Linked DNA regions of Mus musculus: region 2 is linked to region 1. A link is a loop called in an ENCODE intact Hi-C map of the cell type or tissue named here. Cell type or tissue: heart. All regions are shown on one strand.

Region 1 (8,000 bases):
AGGCCCTCTGAGTTCTTCCAGAGAGCAACACATACACACACACACACACACACACACACACACACGTGCACACGCATGCACCACTCAAATACTCATAGGGGCTAATTTTGATTTCCTTTATCCTTTCTTTCCCTTCCCTGGGTTCTTCGATGAAGGAAGAGGGGAAGCCTGGAGTTTGGACCTTAAGTTCAAATCCTGGCTTGTGTTGTTGGCAAAACACTAATCCAAGAACAAACAACGCTATCTGTACTAACAGTGCCTGCAAGGAAAGAGTTACTTAGTGTCACAACCCCACTGCTCTCCAGGCATAGAAAACCATTCCTACTTAGACTAGAGATGCACACAGCAGCTTTCTGAGAACATGACAAAGGGCAGAGAGATGACTGGGGAGAGAGAAAGAAACCCAAAGCCCATTGGGAAGCCATAGGATGACAACCCCGAACTGCTGGGCTTGGGACCTCAGACTTGAGGGTTCCCATCTAGCTGCTTCCAAGGTTCTCCTTCGTTCTGGGAAAAGTCAGTAAGATTCAGCGTTCTGTCCCTGGATCCTGCTTCTGCCCATATGGATCTTCGTTTTCTCAGAGGTGTTCTAAAGGGGGCGCTAACTTGCTTCCTGGAAGCCTCTGTGCCTCTGCATGCAAGACTTGACTGCAGTCCACTGGAGTGAAGGCTTCCTGTTCTGCAGATGGCCAGAGGGAGGGAGAACCCCTGGGGAGTCAAACTGGTCAGAGCTTTTCCAATCCTCTAGGGGGCAGCACTCAATAAATAATGCCCATGCCACCAAAGGCCTCTACATCCGTGCTGGGAAGCTCCTGCCTTTTCAAAGGACTTCAGCAGACCAGGGGAAATTCAAAATCAGGCTACTGAATCTTCCAGCCTGCTCTGAACAATAGCGGAACTGGCCCCCAAACAGCTCGTAGTGAAGTGAGGACTCCTGAAATTACCTCTCATTCAGCTGGGATGCTCACATCACCATCCTTAATTATGAATTAATAATAATAATAATAATAATAATAATAATAATAATAATAATAGGTGGTCCTTAGGTGGGGAGGAGTGGGTTAGGAGAACATAGAGCAAGTTTCCAGATGACACTAAAAGGAAACTGTCCTCAGACACTTCCTGTGGAAAGTCAGGATATCCTGAGCTATACAGTCCCAAACTTTAAGGGCATTAGAATCATGGGGGGTGGGGAGGTGTTAAAAGTCCATCTCTTGGGTCACCAGCCTCCTGTGGGTAGAATTCCATAATCTGAGATGACTTCTGGGTATCTGTACTTTTTCCTACACATGTTTTAGATGATTTTTGACTCATAGGCCAATTGAACAATAATTCTGATATATGCTATTTACTGTACAGCCTTTGGTGCATCTCCTATTGAAGGATATTTGGAAAAGTACTCCCTTTACTCTTTCTCTGTGAACACTTTTTTTTTGGGGGGGGGGTCTGATGTTTCAGATTCCGGGAGAGCCTCACCAAGAATATATCCACAAAAGTGCCAGAATGGTGCAGCTCCTGGCTTTACTGTGTGACTTTGAGAAGCGGTGGGCCTAAGAACCTATTTGGAAACCACCTCAAAGATGATCTGGGGTAGCAAGGAGAGTTGGAGCAACATGGTCAGAGGGCCAGTTATTGGAGTTTGTGGAGCTGGATTCAGCCCCCCCCCCCCAGCCCCCATACAAGCATCACTGGTTGCTGCTAGCAGCTTCTTCAGGTATGCCTTTCCATTTGTGTTCATCAAATTGGATTAAGTGTTCATAGATGCGTGACTATGCAGGGGGCATGGAAACCAGACAGGCACTGGGGTTCTGCCTCCTGGGAACACAGGATCTCAAAGCTCCAGAAGTTTTCATGCTTCCACAATAGACACCACCTGTCACATGCTGTTCCCTTATCGGAGCCCTCGCTTCAACAAGCTCTCACCCTGAAAGGGAGAGATAGAGGCATAATTACATCTTAATCTGTAATTTACGGCTCTGTCCCAGTTAATGTTTAGCTGCATCTGTCTCAGAAGCAAACCTTTGGTTAAAATGTAATAGATCCTCATTTTGTATTCTCTCTCTTGTTTGATGTTGAAGTCCAGGTTCTGATCAATAGGAGTCCCCCATACCCCCACCCCCAACATACTTTGAAAATACTTATTTTTTTCCTTAACATACTTGAACACCACTTAATTGTTTCTTTTTTTTTTTGGTATTGTATTTAGTGGGTTCCCAGAATCCTTGCAGATTCTCATGGAAATCTTTTCCATTTCAAATTGTGTGTATGTATGTCTCAGCCTTAGACCTAAATTTGACAGGAGGAACCCTTGTAAATAAAACACAAGAGGCAACCAAATGCAAAATGTATTCAAATATCCCTTGGCAAGAAAAAACACAAGGCTTTCTGCTTCCTCTGCTCTCTTTGGGTTCATCATGGAGCTGAGTTCCCTCCTCAATGCTAATTTATGTACATTTGGAGCTTTGGAACATCAAAAAGACTGACCCCACAAACCCCTTCCTCTAAAGAAGCCCTTTTTATGGTAACTACTCACCATGATGGAGAACCTGTGCTTTTCACCTGGTGTTGGGTATTAGTTTCTCTGAGACTGAAATATTCCGGCTGTCCTGGAACTCTCTTTGTAGACCAGGGTGGTCTTGAACATGGAGGTCCGCCTGTTGGGCCTAAAGACATGTACTACCATTGCTCAACAGGGAGGTTCTTAAAATGTTAAAGTCAACAACTCAAAATAGCTTCAGGAAGACCCTGAAACTGACCAGATTCATTAGAACCCTTCCTGCCCAAGCAAACAAGAGACCTGCGAGTCCCTCTAAGAATGAAGGAAGCTGAGCTGCAAAGAAGACTCTGAGAGCAGACCTGGAAGAGGTTTAGACCGGAGTCATTTGGAAGGGACAATCTCCAACCTGTTGATCTGCCTGCAGGCTGTGCAGTGAGCTCTAGGTTCCCAGCACTGTGCGCTGTCACCCCATGCTGGGGTGAACCTTGGTGATGCTGCTCTCTTTGAGTTAATTCTGTTCCCGTAAGCAACCCCTTACCCAAATTCTTATAAGTAACCTCAATAAAACTCATGGGTTTACCAAGTTGGACTTTGGTGGTGTCTGTAGTTTGTATCTATTGTTAAATCGCTATCTGGGGTGAGTAGACTTGTCTGTGTGTCTCCCCAGTAAAAGTTTTATCACATGCCATGTGGCTTTTCCATATTTGAAATGTGGCTAGTGTGACCAAGGGACTGAATTGTAGGCTGCATTTCAGCCTACTAATCTAAAGTTGATTTGTGTTTACCACCTACCATATTGGACAGAGCAGCCTTTGATAAGAAGCTGGCCCTTTGCCATATAAACCCAGCAAACTCCACATCCTTATAACTCTGAGGCTGCCACACTTGTTCACCAACAGGGGAGATCTCGGCATCTGTACAGCTCTGGCTGCCAAGGCAGAAAAGGCAGGGAGGGCTCTGTTAAGAGGCACGGCTCCTGTCATCTAATGACTTGTGACCTTGCTCTGCTTTCTTGAGTTTTCCAGAATATTCATGGGAAATCAGGCTTAAATCTGGTCATCTGTGAGTTCCTGGCTGGAGGTCCAGGCCAAGAAGACATTGCAGAAAGCAGGCAGAACAGAAGAAACCTTGGGGGTCTCGGAAGATCTTGAATGTTCCTTTGAAGTCTTCAAGTCACCCACTGAATGAGGGATTGGTTTAAGTGACCTTTATTCTTACCTAGTTTGGGATTTGGTCTACGGCTCTTTCCTAATCCTACTCTCACTCCTCATGAACTTAAAAACAATTCCATAGGCTGAAATTAATACTCATCCTTAAGTATGAGTGGGGTTATTCTGTGAACTATATAAATAGCTGGGTGTACTTGTGATGTCACGGTGCGTATGTGACAGGAGATGTTAGGGTTACAAGCTGAACGGTTTCTGTTGTTGTTTTTGTTGTTGTTGTTTCCTTGTTTGGAGCTGAGAATTCTCATTCTCTTATTAAATTTATAGGCTAGTTTTCTCTGGGAGTTTGAACCCCAGCATCTCTGAGAGTACTTTGCCAGAAAGTACACACCCTAAGCCCCCCTCCCCCGCCACCCCCTAGAATTGTAAGTTCTTTGTCATTGTTGTTTGGTATTACTGCTTTCAAATTTGTAACCTGTGACTTATGGTGCCTTAATTAGGCATCTACATGTCAGGTGATTGTTACATTACGGTGGCAAGAGCTGCTAATTTGAGCATGAAAGTCGTGATGGAAAGGCAGGAGTCAGGGAGTTGACCTTTTCTGTAGAGGGTCCTCCAGGGTGGGTTAATCCACACCCACCAAAGTCATTAGTTCTCACTCTCCTCCTTCATATTTACTCCTACACAGTTTACTGAGCTGCCAATCAACCCTTAGTATCAGATGAGCGCACTGACAGGGAGGGAGGGGGTTTGGAGCAGGCTGGCTTTCTGCAGGACTCCAGAACACATTTACAGAGGAGACTTCTTTTTTCAGTGTCTGTACTATACCGTGATCTGATTCCTTTTCTAAACTTAGAAAAGAGAATACATTTTACACTTTATACACATATTTTTAAAAATAAATTCAAATAGCTTGAAAAGATAATTAATGAAAACTTCAAGCCAGCTTCTCACCTTTTGCCCATCGCTGTAAGTGATGGAGCCTATGGACCCGTTCCATAGATATCGAGAGTGTATTCCAAGTGGAAAGCAAAGGCGCTTTGATGTTTTTCCTCCAGCTTTCCCTTTCCAGTTGTCTCTCTCTTCCTCTGCCAAAGCACACAGCAGTAATGGCCTTGAAAACCATTAGGGGGCAGCTGTGACCAAAAAAGGAAACCACAGGAAAAGGGAAGCGCTAGAATCTTAGGAGGTGCAAAAGGAAATGAACGGAATGCTAAGGAGGGAGGAAAAGCCGAAGAGGAAAAGGAAAAAAGGAGAAAATTAACTAAAGCATTACAAAATCAAAGGAAATGGGAGACGGCGGTGATGTAATAGGATTAAAAAGCTAAAGGAAGTGTGTGCACGTGTGTGTCAGTGTGTGAGTGTGTGTGTTTTGTGTGTATTGTGTGTGAATGTGTGCGAGTGTGTGTGTGTGTTTGTGAGAGTGTATGTGTTTGTGTGGTATGTGTGAATAGGTATATGAGTGTGTGTGTATGAGTGTGTGTATGTATGAGTGTGTGTGTGTGTGTGTGTGTATGAAAGAGTGTGCATGTGTGTGGTGCAGGGTGTGTGTAAGTGTGTGTGCCTGTGCGTGTGAGATATGTGTTTAAAGCAAATCTGTACAACCTGAATCCTGTTAGCAAAAAAGCAGGGGCTCATCTTTTACTGGAACTTGCTGAGACCTTACGTTCTTGGAACTTGTTGTGAGCATCTTCTGTCCATTTGGGTTTGTGATGTGGAGGGGGAGTGGTGGGAAGGAGCACACCACCACCGTCCTCCCCCTCTCCCCTCCCCCCACATCTGTACAGTGCTTGCAGCCCTCAGCAAGGCAGTGGAATTAGCCTGAATATAAAGGTGTAATTCTGTTTCTCAGAGCAGCAGAGCTCAGGCACCAGGAATGGTTTCTTTTGAAGCTGATGCCATAATCAAAGTGCTTTCAGGTGCACTTCGGGCAAAGCTCCCTGGCTTCATCAGGTTAACTTCATTAAAGCTCCTGGCTTGTGCTTTAATGTTTTCTAGCTCCACCCCCACCCCTGCTTCCACTCCCACCTTGAGGGTGCATTAAACAGAAACAAACCCTCATGGGAGTTTTGTGCCCTGATGTTTTGCGAATGGAATTTAGGCTGAGGTGATATTAAATGGAGACCTGCTTCTAGAGCCCAATAAATTCCATCTCTTTAGTTAATGTTTTCATGTCTTTAATCCAATGTCCTCTTCCTGACTTTAAAAGAGACAGAGACATTAGGAAACTCTAGTGTAGAGTCACCAGCCAAACCCTGCAGTGCTGGGGACTTCTCTGCATATGTCACGCTACATGTGACTCAGAAAGTACGCTGCTCCCAAGCTCTGCCCAGCTTCCCTCCTTAGCGCCACCCTTGAAAACCAAGAGAATCTGCTCTTTCTAGAGTCAAAGCCTTAGTTTTACAGCATCTTTACAACGGTCAGACTTATCCTTTTACTGAAGGCTCGAGATGGCCAGGGCACATGTTAGGTATGCTCTAGTTATAGAGGGAACCCCCCCTGCAATGGGCACACTTACCATAAGGAACCCCTAAACCTCTTGTCAGATAAGGCTGGAGCATTCTCAAGTGTCCAATTGCAGCTCTGATGTTAAAGTAAGTTACCAGTGAGCTTTCGAAAACAGGCTGTGTTTCAGGATTTGGAGCGTCCCCTAGAACTTCTCTCTAACCTTTCTGTAGTTGCCCTTTCCTGTCACATAAATTCTTAGCGTTTAATTTCTAAGAAAATTTCGAATTTGTTTTTGACTAAATAAAACCCCTTTTAAATGAGGTCCCGACTTAATTACAAGTTGACTTGTTAGACTCTGGCAAGGATACAGGTTGCAAACACAGAACCTGTTTCCTCTTGCTTTTCATACTCAAAACTTAGAAGGAAGTGCAGTTCTGAATTTCCAGCATAAGTGGATGTATGTTTTCCTTTGGTGTTACTGGAGGACAGTCTTGGCAGAAATAATGTGGCTTTGGATACATGGAGGCCCCAGTCCTCAAAATTAGGGCAGGTGACATTTAGGGCAAAAGAGTATTCTAGGGTGCTCTAGCCTAGCCACATTATATTTAGGTCAGCTGTTTGAGAAAACATATCCCAGGGCACCCAGAATCCAAACACCTAGTTTCTGCTTCTGGCTTTGAGGTAACTTACATCAATATATATATAGGTTTTTCAACACAGGGTTTCTCTGTATAGCCCTGGCTGTCCTGGAACTCACTTTGTAGACCAGGCTGGCCTCAAACTCAGAAATCTGCCTACCTCTGCCTCCTGAGTACTGGGATTAAAGGCTTGCGCCACCAACGCCCAGCTAAGTATATTTTTTAATATTCTGTCTCCTCACTCTAAAAGACATGTCCTCATTCTTCAGCAAGGGCTCCCTCACACTCCTTAACTGAATCTACACTCAGTGGAAAGCAGCCTCCAGTTTAGAGCATTCATTCATTTAAAACATGTGTTTATTGAGCATCTACTATGTGCCAAGCTCTGCAGGGTGAGAAACATCTGGGAGAAAATGAGAGAAGATGTTGTCAGGGACACTATTTCCTAGCAGAATGGTCAGATAAGAATCAAGACAGAAAGCTGGATCATTCCAGCTGGAGATAGTGAGTTCTAAGAAGAAAATAACACAAGAGAGTGTGCTGGAGACTGGCAAATCAGGGGACAGGAAACCTGGTTTAGCCCTTCTACTTACCAAGACTGCAAACAATCAAGGAACCCCTTATCTTTAAGATAAGTATTTCTGTGGTAATTGTGTTTGTCACAGTTTAAACTGAGATCCATCAGTAGACTATAAAGTCAGGATAGAAGATCACAATCCATATTTTAAAAACGCAATCAGTCAGAATATGGGTATTGATTTGTGGAGTTCATTTCCACATATACACATATGTAGAAATGCACATGTATGTATACACACATAAATACACATGACATCATGCATACAATGCAGTCCTTCTAATGGGCTGCCACAGTCTATGGTGTTTATGATATTAAGCTTTTTTTCCTGATTCTACTAGGTTTTATAGTAAGAGCCAAATACAGTATTGTTTTTGCTTGATTTTTTTACTACCATTAAATAAATAGTATTGCTCTTCACAAAATCCAACTGTTGAACTCAGTTTCAGGCATCATGACTGACACTTGAGATAGGTTTTTAAAATGAATAGGAATTAGATTTACATAGTAGGCCTTATAATAAACCCAGCAGCCTGATGTGAATCATTAGAAATCTTACCAGTTAATGTAGCAAAGTAATTATTATATTTTCTCAAATATAATATAAATATAAAATTGTTCCATAGGGAAAAAATTCAAAATTACAGTGGTCTACCATCTCATGACACTAGAAA
Region 2 (8,000 bases), 110 kb after region 1:
CCTAGGCACAAAACACCCTTCTTTACTTTTTGGCTGGAGAAGTGGGAAGTAAATGCTAACACTCCTTTAAATATACACAAGAGGGAAAACATGGAAGTCAGCGTACCAAGCTTAGCATATTTCTAGTCCAAGGTAATGTCAGATTTGGCACTCTTGAATTTGCAGGCATATACTCTTCCCCTAAAAAAAAGTACTTAGCCAACAAATATGCAACAGTTTAGAATTTGCTATGGAGAATGAGAGAAAAAGTTTAAAAAAAAAAAGAAAGTATGGGATTTAATATATGGCCCATCAAGATTCAGTTAAAATTACTTTGGGGACATCAGTACTGTAATGGGTCTTAACATGTTTTAAATCACAAATATTCGAACTAAACTCATAATGGAGGCCTTCGACTGAATAATTAATATCAAATACTCTAACTGGCACCAAGGATATATTGCCTATGAGGAAATGATGAAAAGTTTGATTAAAATGGACTTTTATCTGAGGAACTAAGTGACATAAAAATGATATGGCAGTAGCATTAACCCTTGATCTCGGCTGTTTGGCATCTTAAAGCGACATTCCAAGCTGGGGCTTTTTGCATTTTCAGGAAGTTTGAGTTGACATTGGGCACATAGTCATCTTGAAAAGAATTAAAGTGCTGCTAATTCATCATTTTTGTCCTGAGCATTAAAATTGAGGAAGTGTCAGAGGTCCTTTAAACAGGCCATTTGCTCCACTAGGGAAGGGAGACCAGGGACCAGATTTTCAAACCAGTGAACTTGGGGAGAAAGGATGGGAGAGCTCAGACTGGGGGGGTGGGTAGGGTAAGAGGATGGCAGTGATTTTCTAAAGACCTTAAACTCTGTCAAAGGCAGCTGGGTGTGATTCCATCTAGGCAGGGTTTTTTGCAGTGTCTGAGCATTCACACCGACAGCGGAGCGGGGCAGCAGAGGCGATCATCAGGCAGGCCACTGGTGGTGAGGAATTTCTTCATATGTTTTTATGGAGGGTTCTTCTGATTGGAATATAATCATATCCAATCTGAAAACATTGTGTACATACTTAGAAGTGAATTTATTTTTTGGGTCCCCAGGAAGAAAGCAGAAGCTGTTCCCCCCTTCTAAAGTTGCCTGCTGGATCCAAAGTCAGCTCTAGTTTGTTGCTCCTCATCACACAACCGAACTGAAGGCTGTGTGAGATGTTCAGAGATGTACATTTCTTACAAATAACGTATGTTGTAAGGGCTAGTGCAACATCAGGACCAAAAGCCAAATGTGGCTGGAGCAGTCATTCACTGGTGGGGGAAAAGGGTTCTTTTTCTCTCTAAGAGCTCTCTACACAGTGTTCCGCCAAAAGGTTTTGTATAATCTTTTTCCTTTTGAGAAGTTATTATTCTTAATCTTGAAGAACCAAAGTACCAATTTGCAGACATTGCTTTTCCAATCTCAGGAGTGTTCTAACAAAACAGGATTCTCTTTTTGGTAGGCAAAGTATATTGCTTAATGTTCATCTAGCAATTACACATTAAACTGTTCATATTTCAAATGAAGGGCCCGCGGGAAGGGGGAAGGAATTGATTTTATGACAGCAGTACAGAGATGGTTGAAAGGCATTACTTAACCTGAATATTAGTAATGTTCTGTGTCATATACAAAGATGAATAAGACACAGTCCCTGTCCTCAAAGGCACTTACAGTTTAGCTAGGAAGGGAAACAGATGATAAAATAATATAAGGGAGTACTGTAACTTCAGTGTGTGGATCTGACTCGTGGCCAGGAAAATTGAGCTGCAATGGTTAACTCCATCATCTGGTAGGTACATGGCATGGGTTCAAGTCCCAGCTTTGTCACTTCCCTTTTAAACTCAGGCAATTTACTTTCCTTAGCACAGAGCCTTTGCCCTTGAGCAGAAGAACAGGGCTGCTATTGAGTCAAGGGGGTATTTCGAGGAGTAAGTCAGTCAATACATGCAAAGTGCGAGCAGAGGTGCCTGCCATGTAGTGAATGCTCTAAAGGGTTAACTGTTTAGAAGTCTGGACTTGTATCGATTCCAGGGAAAAGAGATGTTCTCATGGAGAAATCTTTACTATATTGGAAAACAGTCTTAAAACAGACTGTCAAGAAAACTCTGGAGAATTTCTCTCTCCTAAATTACTTGAATGAAAACAAATGTACGCTCATCTTTATCCCAGTGTAGGAAATGCCCACTGGACGTGTGGTCCTGCATGTAGTGATGGATGTGAAGAGTAGTATGAGGCACAGTTTCTGCCTTCTGGGAATTCTAGACCAACGAGGGCAGAACACATCGACAAACAACGTAATTCAGAGTGTTTAGAGTGGTACAGAGGAGGTGAGAAACAAACCGCATGGAAGACAAAGGGAAGGAAGCAGGGAGGAGGAAGGGGGCTTATATTTGGTCTGGGGACTCTGAGGTGTCCCTGAACTGAAAAGATGGGTGTGAGAAGCAGATAGTTGTGATTGGGGTCTCAAGAGAGAGGTATGGAGGTGACCCATTCCATTGGATTCTTCATTAAAATGATGAAAAATGAATCCTTCAAGATATAGGAGAGAATTTATACCAAAGAAACAGCTGTAATAAAATCAGGCGGTCATGGTCAGAAACCTGTAGAAATAGAGCCACATTTGTAGGTTGAGGACCAAAGTCAAGTATGTGGAGATAACCCTTGTCCTGAGCCAGCAGTGTCCAGGTTTAGGCAACATGTTTGCGGTTCCTCTCAGGAGAGAAAGGGGCACTGCTTTCCTATTGTCTGCTGCAGCAGCTAGAGTAGCATGCTTAGTCTTCTACCCTGGGTAGGATCCTAGGCCAGTACTTATGTCTTCCTAGAAAGAGGCTCTGACCTCTTGCTTAGATCAAATCAACACCGTGTATCTGTTATATGGATTCCCTCACTAAAGGAACCTTTGGCCCCTGCACTGCCCGTCAGCACAGCTTACTGCTCAAATCATAGTAGTTTGCTGTGCTATCTTGCTCTCTATTTTCTGGATACCTGGACCTTCCCAGGGGTCAGCCTACACTTTCTGCATTAGGACTCTCAGCATATTGACATGCATTTTCCACAGGATGGAAGCTGTGCAGGCGAGTCTCTGCATTTACCGTCATAGACAAGGAGAAGAAAGCCCAAAGAGGGTTCTGCTTAAAGAGATGTGGCCCAGAAAAGAGAAGTCTGGGCTCTCAGGTTTCAGAGACACCAGTGAGAATGAACTTGCTTCATTATAGGAAGGAAAAATCTCATTCCCATGGGTCAAATAAAAATGAACAGAAGAAAAAACTCCCTCAAATATGTTAGACTGTTCACTGATTACATTAGTGTCATGCATTTGATCCTTATGCTGCCACCCCTAGATGGAGAACCTGATGTCACCCTCAATTTGCAGATGAGGAAGCAGAGCCTGGAACAATTGGATCACTGGCCAAAGCCACACAGGTGGTAAGTGACTAAGCTGAGCCTATGGCCCAGCTCCAAAGCTTAGACCTCCTCTGTTCCCTCTGGGAAGTGTGTGTGTGTGTGTGTGTGTGTGTGTGTGTGTGTGTGTGTGTGTGTGTGTGTGTTGGAGAAGACAGCAGGCTGAGCTGTGGGGAGCAGAAGTTCAGGGCTAATGTCAGATGCCTCAGGGTCCTGACGGAAAGGAAATGAGGTCATCTCTAGAGACCTTGCTTAGGAATGTTTAGTCCTCTTGGTAGAACAGGGTCTGATCATCTACTGTGGGAGAGTCCAGGGAGCTGATCACGTGGGCAAGAGGAATGCTGGCCAGCAGCAGGGGCTCAGCTGGTGCTGCCTAATGTGAATTTTGGAATGGAAATGATAAAAGGGGTTTCATGAGTTTCTCCAGCCACCTTCCATGCGCAGGGGACCACAGACGAGATGCAGCGTGTCTTGCTGTATTGCTCATTCCTTAGGACCTCACACTTGATTACAGACCTGGAGGAGCAACATCAGGTGCTGATGCACTGAGCCATCTGTAGAGAACAGGATAATGGGATCCCAGGGGGGGCCAGGATTGGGTCAGGTGAATGATGTAGGCTCGAGAGATGGCTGAACAGAGAGCCCACAGCTGAAGGGCCTGGGAGAATTGGAAAGGGATGGTAGGCTGGAATTGAAAAGAGGCCCTTAGTGAAAGTGTGTGTCTTGGTATTCTCTTGTTAGAACAGCCCAGAAAACAGCCACTCTCCTGCAGGGTAGGTGAGTAATAATTTGTGTCAGGCCAGACTAAAGGGATGCTGATTTCATTGTTTACTACCAAGGAAAATTGGGGGCTGCGCAGACTGGTAAGACTGGCCCCAGTCAAGGTCTGGGGTTTGCTAATGAGGTTGTATTACAAGCCACCAGGCTTTTTAGAAACACCAGCCTCAGGAGAAAAGAAATAAAGTCATTTTCGTTTGGAGGCAGAAGATTTAACATTGCTTAACAATAACACTTAACATTTCTTAGCCTTTAGCCTCAGGCAGGCTCCTGACTACCCAGTGCTAGGAACTGTTTTTGCCTGCACTAGCCAGGGCTCTGTTTTATTTTTGTGTAGTGTCATTTAGTTTGACAGCGGCCTGCTTGGGCTTGCCTTAAAGATGATGGAGTTCCCCAAAAGCTTAAGAATGAGCCCCTAGATGAGGATACATTTTCTATCCAGGCTTCCAGATTTGACATGTAAGTCAAGGTTACTGATTTTGCCGTAGACCCTCTTCTGACATCTCAATGAACAACCTAGGAGCCAAGTCAGCCAGTGGCCGGTCAAATGCTCTCGAAGGATGGCCAGTGCCTTTCTGTAGATAAACCTAGTCCTAGGTTTAATTAAAAATTTAATTCCATAAATATTTAAATTCTCCCTGCCTTTGTAATAAAGAAGGGCCTGGTATCTATAGAGTTGTTCTTCCCTCGTCCCTGGCAAAGGGAGAGAGCACCGAGCTGGTGTGTTCACTTAAGAGGACAGGATCAAACCTAGGTGGGAATGTTGAAAACCAGGTCAGTTTCACCGGCTCTCCTCAGGACTGGATCTGCACACCTCATAGGCCAGCCGGGTACGTGTCTCCGCACCTGTTTCTCACTAGGCACACACAGACTTCAGGGAGGGGACACACAGAGCCTGAGAAGAGCTCTGTGTTTTCTTTTCGGATCCCAAGCTGGAAACTGGTATGTCCATTCCGCATTAAGATCTAGGTGCGTAAGTATCCTCACACAGCTGTCTCAGCTCTGTCATGGCAGCTTCTGTCTGAACGGCAGCCATGGAGGTCTGACCACAGAGCAGCTGATCGTTCCTACCACTGTGTTTGGGAAGGGACTTGGGGCCAGCATTATTTTCTGTCTAAGATGCTTCTCTTTCAGCCACACTGGTGATGTCTCAGAGTTGCTAGGGTTTTGCCAGTTCAAACATTGTGCCGAGCACCTGAGCCACAGACACATCCACACACTGTCTTTGTCATGAAACTCCTTCAGCCGTGTTTATTCCGAAACAGACCTGTTTGCAGTCAGCCATGATTGGGCTTTTCAGGGCCAATTAGGGAAATTAAACAGGATTAGAAACCCAGAGGCCTTTACTACCAATCTGAGCATTTCGTTGTTGTCAGCAGAAAAGGCCTACTGCTGCCCGCTTTACCAGACAGGATCCAAGGACAGACCAGGCTACGTCTACCATTCCATTTCCTCAGGGCCCTCTCTACACAGTAGGTGAACACTAGAACAGGGGAATTAATAAATGAGTGAGATTTACAGAACTTTAAATGTTATTTCTGTGTTTTTGAGAGAGAGAGAGAGGGAGAGAGAGGGAGAGAGAGAGAGAGAGGGAGAGAGAGAGAGAGACCAGTTCTTAAACTCAGGATGCAAGCTGGCCAGGAAGGCATTAAAATGATTTTTTCCCTCCCTTCCCCATTTCCCTTAAGAATCTACTCCTTTCTGTGCCTTAACCGCAATTTCCATATACTTCACCGGTGAAAGCCGGAAACCTTGTATTTCAAATGAAGTTTGGAAATGACTCCATTTTTCAAAATGAAAACAAAATGCTAAGCCAGGGGAAAAAAAGAGGGGCAGGAAACTAATCATAGATGGGAGGGGTGGGAGAAGGGGGAAAATCCCTTCCATGATAACATATAAAGGAAACAGGGCGATATATAAAATACAGCTGCATCAGAGCTTTTAAAGTATACACTTCCTGTATCATACCAGGGAAAACGTTAAAAAAATGGTGCCTTGCTAAATTTAAGGTTTTATTGCTTTTTAAAATCTACACTTGATTTTTTTAAATGTGTACATGAGCTGCTTGTGTGTGTATGTGTGGTGTGGTGTGGTGTGTGTGTGTGTGTGTGTGTGTGTGCATGTGTGTGCACATGTGTGTGGTGTGTGGCCTTGTATGGGTACCTGTACATCTGACATCTGTGCATGTTCTCGTGGAAGCCTAGAGCTGACATCAGGAGTCTTTCTTCCTTGAACTATCTTACTCTTTGAAGCCAGTATCTCAGTAGAATCCAGAGGTTGCAGTTATAGCTAGTCTAGCTAGCCAGTTTGCTCCAGGGATTCCTTGCCTTAGGAGAGCAGTGATTTCAGGTGGGACATCCCACATCTGCCTGCCGTTGACCTGGGTCCGGGAGGATCTGAACTCCACTCCTCATGCTTGATGCTTGTGTGGCAAGCCATCTGTCCAGCCCTAACATACCTTTTCTAAGAGCAGATGGTCACCTAGGCTGTGGTTGATAGAAAATTCAGGACATTATGGTTGTCAACCCCAGTGGAGCCCACAGACCACTCTCAACAAGCAACTGTGTCTCCGAGTCAGTGGCTCGGCAGCTCATCGGATGACCCTGAAGCCTCCTTCGTTGCCCTTTCTGAGGTGACACTCAGGTACTTTGGGCTGGTGGCTGGCATTTGCCTCTCTTTGTTTGTTTTGAAACATGCTAGTTCTCACACTCTCAGTTTATCAGACTCCCAGGGAGGCTGGCTGTACGTAACCTTGGAAAGGTTTCCTCTTTGTCATGTGCTCCTGATTGCAGACTAAAAAGACTGGACTCCGAACCTCTCAGGTAACAGCCCCAACCTTTGCGAATTGTATCTCCCTTTCAGGGGGTGTCTCCTTACAGCCTAAGGGGATCACGTTAGGTCAGTTTGGCTGAATTAACTTTTCCCACGGAGTTCTTTCTATCCTCCCCTACTTGTCTGTGCTTCTTAGAAATATTTGCTTATTGCCTCAAGGACACAGTCAGATTCTAAAAACACCTCCCAGGCTCAACTTTCTCTCCTTCTTTATAACACACACCTGAAGCTCCAAGGTTAAGGCCCAGCCACCCTTTCTCTCAGAAACTTCTAGGACACAGGATTTACTATTTTATTGTCTCTAAGCTTGGTGCAGGATGTTCAATACCATTTTTATAGCAATGGCTTAGGATTTCCATTCAGCAGCCAATATTCTAGCTGACATGTTCAATTGCAATGATATACTCTTTTCTCCCCTTAAAAAACAACCACAAGTGTTTCAATTATTAGCACGCTTGGGAAGATGGCAGCAGGGCCACAGCAGACGGAGTAAGGCAAAACTCAACCATATTCCCCATCTCAAAGCCAGATTTCTAGTTCACACAGACATCCCTAAAGGCTTCATCTGTGGGTGATCTGGGGATGGGAGAGCCCTCTATATCCTACCTGGGTAAGGATGCGTACTGCCGCTCCATCCCCTCAAAGCGGAGGTTGTGTGTGCTCCCATCTGGACCCTTTCCAGACACCTGTGGAGAGAAAAGTAATTAGAGTTGAAGATCCATTATATACCCTGGTTACTGACAATGCATCCCAAAATTATAATCAGTGCACAAATGTTGCAGGCGCCTGCCAAAATTTCAACCTGGGGAGAGCAAGCAAGCACTCGGCATTGCTACAGGCACTGATGATCAAGCTACAAACACGGTGTTCAACAACAGTCCCTTCTTTCAAAAAGGGTCAACTCCTTCCTCTTTCTGTTGCCAGGAATATTCTACATGGCATGTTCTCTTCTTTGCAAAATTCCTGTTAGTTTTTCGG

Evidence for each region. Peaks named below come from ENCODE experiments on the same cell type or tissue, not always from the same donor. Only the 100,000 strongest peaks of a DNase experiment are listed, where the experiment ranks them.
Region 2: a loop joins it to region 1, with 2.3 times the contacts of the local background. A loop is called at or near these places in 3 of 42 quality-filtered maps.

Annotation. Positions count from the first base shown.
Region 1 is chr1:62,693,958-62,701,957 of GRCm38, reverse strand. No RefSeq gene overlaps it. Among named protein-coding and RNA genes, the nearest start is that of Nrp2, 5.4 kb to the left of the region's middle. In heart, CTCF peaks have their summits at 714 (motif pointing right) and 4,786 (motif pointing right); a DNase peak (open chromatin) is centred at 707; H3K27me3 peaks cover 548 bases.
Region 2 is chr1:62,587,445-62,595,444 of GRCm38, reverse strand. Pard3b (par-3 family cell polarity regulator beta) reads right to left here. Exons shown (of 23, transcript NM_001081050.2): 22 at 7,629-7,708. Among named protein-coding and RNA genes, the nearest start is that of Gm34881, 65 kb to the right of the region's middle. In heart, no CTCF peak of the experiment used is centred here; a DNase peak (open chromatin) is centred at 3,714; H3K27ac peaks cover 618 bases.